2 separate regions of the Homo sapiens genome follow, and region 2 is linked to region 1. Evidence: read pairs that join two places in POLR2A ChIA-PET (ENCODE). Cell type or tissue: Caco-2. All regions are shown on one strand. Links, peaks and the distances in the headings refer to the core of each region. The heading gives the core; the rest is flanking DNA. Region 1 has its middle 9.5 kb from the start of CNOT4. Region 2 overlaps AGBL3 (AGBL carboxypeptidase 3).

The links. ChIA-PET counts read pairs that join two places held together with the same protein. Peaks named below come from ENCODE experiments on the same cell type or tissue, not always from the same donor. Only the 100,000 strongest peaks of a DNase experiment are listed, where the experiment ranks them.
Region 2: POLR2A ChIA-PET joins it to region 1 with 5 read pairs; 1 of 35 experiments calls an interaction of 5 or more read pairs at or near these places.

What each region holds. Positions count from the first base shown.
Region 1 is chr7:135,518,171-135,521,091 of GRCh38, reverse strand. No RefSeq gene overlaps it. Among named protein-coding and RNA genes, the nearest start is that of CNOT4, 9.5 kb to the right of the region's middle. In Caco-2, for the core only: no CTCF peak of the experiment used is centred there; a DNase peak (open chromatin) is centred at 1,511.
Region 2 is chr7:134,996,307-134,999,227 of GRCh38, reverse strand. The region is part of intron 4 of AGBL3 (AGBL carboxypeptidase 3); the gene reads right to left. Among named protein-coding and RNA genes, the nearest start is that of AGBL3, 11 kb to the right of the region's middle. RefSeq lists an enhancer at 2,838-2,907. In Caco-2, for the core only: no CTCF peak of the experiment used is centred there; a DNase peak (open chromatin) is centred at 1,497.

The sequences.
Region 1 (2,921 bases), core at 259-2,758:
ACCTGCCTTGGCCTCCCAAAGTGCTGGGATTACAGGCATGAGTCACTGCGCCCAGCCCCCTTACTTTCTTAAGTAGGGCATTTCAGGGTCCCAGTCAAGGGCAGAGAGCCCCCACCTTCAGCATGTGTTGACCTCCAACTCCTGTTCCTCTAGCCTCAGGTTCCATGAAGCTACTCATTTTCAGCTGCTCCCCTTAGACTAGCAAATGGCCCCTGGGTAAAAGCAGTAGTATATTTAAAGATAATATTTAACAAGGAGGGAGATCTTTATCTTTGGCTGCCAGAGGATTCTTTACCTTCGGCAATTGGCAGAAGGCAGCCTTGTCTCTCAGATGCCTTTTTTGGATGACCAAATGCCCCTTGAATGGAAATAGCTTCAATTCACTTACTTAAGCTCCAACTTTTTCTCATTTCAAGGTTGACTATATTTTTATGTCTTTTTTTTTTCTTTCTTTCTTTCTTTTTTTGAGATGGTATCTTGCACTGGCATCCAGGCTGGAGTGCAGTGGCCCGATCTCAGCTCACTGCAAGCTCCACCTCCTGGGTTCATGCCATTCTCCGGCCTCAGCCTCCCGATTAGCTGGGACTATAGGCGCCCGCCACCATGCCAGGCTAAATTTTTGTACTTTTAGTAGAGATGGGGGTTTCACCGTGTTAGCCAGGATGGTCTCGATCTCCTGACCTCGTGATCCGCCCGCCTCGGCCTCCCAAAGTGCTGGGATTACAGGCCTGAGCCACCGCGCCTGGCTATTTTTATGTCTTTTATGCTTTTTAGCAAATGCTTCTGGTATTTATCAAATCTCTTGTTAGTTATCTTTAATGAAAGGATAAAGGACTTATCTTTAATGACCTTCAAGAGCCAGAAAGTGAAGACAAATCTGGATGGTACTGGAAATTCATTCGTTTCTTTTTCATTACTGTGGTACATTAATTAGTGTTCAGTAAATATTCACTCATTTCTCTCACCCTCCAGGAGAGGACTCTATTTCCCAATTATTATAATGTTGAACTTGGCCAGGTAACATGCCTTGACTACTGAAATGTTACCAAATGTGGTGTAAAGAGAGGCTTAAAATATGTTTGCAAGGCTGGGCGCGGTGGCTCATGCCTGTAATTCCAGCACTTTTGGGAGACCAAGGCAGGTGGATGGCTTGAGCTCAGGAGTTTGAGACCAGCCCGGCCAGTATGGTGAAACCCCATCTCTACTAAAAATACAAAAATTAGCCAGACATAGTGGCAAGTGCCTGTAGTCCCAGCTACTTCAGAGGCCGAGGCAGGAGAATCGCTTGAACCCGGGAGGCAGAGGTTGCAGTGAGCCGAGATCATGCCACTGCACTCCAGCCTGTGCGGCAGAGCGAAACTCCATCTCAGGAAAAAAAAAAAAAAAAAAAGTTTGCATATTTGGGCTTGCCTTTCTGCACCTCTGCCATTGCCATGAGAAGAGCTTTCCTCAGGAAGCTGCTGCCTCTTGACCTTGGGCCCCAGAATGAACAGAGATGAAAGCAATCCTGAGCCTAACCCACAGAGAGGAGCCAATCCCAGCTGGACTTACAGCTTGAAGCAGAGTTGCTGAGATGAACCTAGCTTAGATCCATTGACCCTCAGCTGACCTGCAGTTGGAGAAAATAACTGACTATGCTTTAAGCCATTATATCTTGGGGGTAGTTATTACACAGCACTTTTGTGGCAATAGCTAATCAGACAAGTAGCCTAGCAAGAACCTGCTTCAGCAGGTCTGAGAAAAGGAATATTATCAGAATCTGAACTCCAGGAGCTGCTCCTTTCTAACAAGGTTATTCCCAACCAGGAAGTTCTCATTGTTATATAATTGCCTACTCCCTATTTCCCATTCTCAGTAAGTAGGTAAAACATCACAGGAGTGCAGTCTATCACCTGGAATCGCCCCTTTTTTGGGAGGGGAGTATACCTAGCCTATTTATGGAAGTTGTGTCTCTGTGGGATAATAGGGAATAATGCTTTGCTGCATCTCTGCCAGTATTTTTTCCCCACTAAATCTTATTTTACATTTACACTATGCAGCATTTGTGGTGTGTGTTCTTCTGCCCCCTTCGCATAATAAGAGAGAAGTTTGGTCAGAATCACCTTGCATGCTCTTTATTACTGGAAGCCACAAATCCCAATGACTCTGTAAACACTCCTTACCAAGTTTTAACAAGTCTTACTATTTAGTCATGTGCATTTTTCATATGGTTTTGTATTCTTGTGGCTGATATATAGGAATACTGCTGGTTTTTGTATGTTTATATTATGAACTGAATTGCTTTTAGTTTTTGTTATTTATTCATATATTTTCCATACTGACAATCATTATAACTGAATATAGTGAGTTTTTTCTTTCTTTCTAGTTTATATATGTCTTATTTCTTTTTTATGTCTTTTTGCATTGGCTAGCCCCTCTAGTATGATGTTAAATAGTAATCATGATAGTAGTGAGTATCCTTGTCATGTTTTAAAGCAAATGCTTTTAAAATTCTGCTATGAAGTGGCTGGATGTGTTGGCTCACATCTGTAATTCCAGCACTTAGACAGGCCGAGGTGGGCGGATCACTTGAGGTCAGGAGTTCGAGAGCAGCCTGGCCAACATGGTGAAACCCCTTCTTTACTAAAAATACTAAAATTAGCTGGGTGTGGTGGCATGCGCCTGTAATTCCAGCTACTCAGGAGGCTGAGGCACAAGAATCGCTTGAACGTAGGAGGCAGAGCAGAGGCTGCAGTGAGCCGAGATCGCACCACTGCACTCCAACCTGGGTGACACAGCGAGACCCTGTCTCTAAATAAATAAATACATACATTCATAAATAAATCAAACAATTCTATTAAGTGTTATGCCTGGCTAATTTTTTTTTTTTTTTTTGAGATGGAGTCTCGCTCTGTCACCCAGGCTGGAGTGCAGTGGCGTGG
Region 2 (2,921 bases), core at 177-2,676, 520 kb after region 1:
TACAAAATGCTTAGAATACTGTAAAAGGACTGAAACAGAAGATACTGTGGCAATTTGGACCATCAAGTTATATTTCTTCAGACCAAGAAACACACTTTACAGCCCATAGTGTCTAATGATGGGCAAAAAGATATCACATCAAAATGGACTAGTGGTTTACTAGAGAATTGGAAAAGGTAATTGAAACTTTTTTTTTTGTCTAAAATAGGGGGTGATAAAGGCAGGAAGGGCTGACATATATACCTTCATGTGTATGCACATTCAACATGAGGGGGACAAGAGTGGGTCCCCACTTGACAAATTCTTTTATGGTGGATCTGGAGAAGGGATAGAGGAGGACACTGGTACAAACTACAAAATGATTTCTCCAGTCACCTCAACTTTTCTTTTTTTTTCCAGCCTGGGGCAGTGGTTGGAGACTGCAGGTGCTAGAAACAGGAATCATTCTTAAGCAAGAAACTTACCTTTCAACCTTTATGTCGGAATTGCTATGGGCCTAACGGGGTGGACTGTGTCTTCACCCCACCTGGCAAAATTCAGATTGATAGTGAATGCAGCTGTATTTCCTGGTGGTCAAGATAGCCCACTAGTTCTGTACCTATATATCCTTACTCTAAATAAAAGGGAATGAGCTGAAAGGAAGCACGAGCTAGACTGGTATTACTGCTGGCAATCTAGACCAGGACAGTGGCTAAGCCTAACAACTCTTCCAAAGGTGAAAACGTTTGGGTAAAAAATTATGACAAGTGAAAAATAGGAGAAATAGCCAAGGCACAGGAATAAATAAATGAAATAGGTAATGAGGAAAATCTAGTATTACACTGGTGTTTTGAGAGAGGCTCAGAGCAAGAGACTGTAGTCTCTTAGCTTAATTATCCTAGATGCCCAAAAAGGTAAAGTCAGTTTTCTAAGACTAGCCTTACTCTTAGAAGCTGAAAAGGTTGAATGGAAGCCTGCAAACTTGAGTGGCATTGCTCTGGGAGACATTCTGGTCATAAGATATAATGATGAACTGGACCAATTAATTGTTAATGACAGAGGTAATGAGCCATTATCTTTTGATTCTTATTTTTCAGGTTACATCTACTACAATACTGCAGATACAGTATAACATTGGTATTGCTGGTATGATTCCTCTCCCTTAGGTAAGTCAGTCATATGATGATGATCAAATGTATTGGAAAATTGAATCACGGCCTCCTTGGTATGTAATATCAATGAAAAATGGGCTGAGTAAGAACTGGATCTACTTAATTATGAGTTAATTTCTATGCTGAATATTTATGTACAAGTTTGTTAAAATGTATAAATAGCAGAATATTAAAATAGGAGATAATTATACTAGTTACAAACTAGGCTCTTTGTTAAAGAGAGCCTAGGCCAAGGGACAGTGGGTAGCCTGTGTGTAAATGATTAACTCAGCAGGCCTTGGTTGTCCAAACCTTGCACATTGTAAAGGTTTGGACCTTGCTAAACTCTTGGGAGATAGCCTCTGATGCCTTGGAATACCTTGCCTCATTAAGAGTATCTTTGTCTACCTGGGACCTTGGGCTATGTCAGATAGTAGTTTATGCTAACAATTGATTTATTGTGGTGGTGGTGGTGGTAGAGGCCTTGGACACACAGTATCAATTTTGACCCCTGGAAAGGCCAGAGACTAAGTAACTAAGGTCAGCCATGTGGGCACTGAATGTAAATATAACCAACCTGCAATAGAAACCAGTGACATCAAAGCTAGATGAGCTTCCCTGATTTGCAGCACTTCATATTATCTCACATTATGGCTGGGAGAATTAAGTGCTGTTTCTAAGACTCCACAGGGAGAGAACAACTGGAAGCTTGTGCTAGGTCTCATCTGGACCCTGCCGCATAGCAAGTGTCCCCAACCCTGAGGCCATGGACCAGTACTGGTCTATGGCCTGTGAGGAACCAGGCCACACAGCAGCAGGTGAGCAGTGGGCGAACGACCATTACCACCTGAGCTTTGTCTCCTGTCAGATCAGCAGCAACATTAGATTCTCATAAGAGCACAAGCCCTATTGTGAACTGTGCATGCAAGGGATCTAGGTTGTGTGTGCTCCTCATGAGAATCTAACTAATGCCTGATGCTCTGAGGTGGAACAGTTTCATCCCAAAACCATCCCCCAACATCTACAGAAAAATTATCTTCCCCGAAACTGGTCCCTGGTGCCGAAAAGTTTGGGGACCACTGCTATACGCCATTTACCTTTGCTGATTTTAATCTGTGTCCTTTCAGGGACATAATAAACCATAACCATGAGTATAATGGCTTCTCTGAATTCTGCAAGTCTTTGTAGCAAATTATTGAATATGAGTTGTCTTGAGGACCCCTGACCACACTCATAAACTATTTGCTTTTATGACAATAAATTGATGCAACTCTTTTTGGAGGAAAATTTGACAGTATCCTTATACCAGAAATTATGGGAATGTACCCCCAAAATATGTACGTATATATGCATTAGGCCACACATAAAAGGATATTTATGCAGTTCTGTTTGTCAGAGCCAATGACTGGAAACCCCTTAAATTCATTAATAAGGTACCAGTTAAAGAAATTCTGATTCATCCATTTAATGAAATCTGATGTACCAGTTTATAAAAAAGGAGACTAATATATATAAACTGATATGGAAAGTCTTTCAAGATAGATGACTGTGTAAGACAGAGTTAATTTATAGCTGGACTGGAAAAGCTCTATTTTTACCTCTGGGGAATTCTGGCTGTCCAGCTTTGACTCTTGGCCAAGATAAGAACAGTAAGATTAATGATGTGCTGTTTACTGTCTGAAACTCCCCCTGAGAGTTTCATGTCCCCCGCATGGCCAGTTTGTTTACTGATGGTTTTCATTTGGCAGAATCAGGAAGACAGCCTGGCTTGATGTCATGACTACAGGGGTC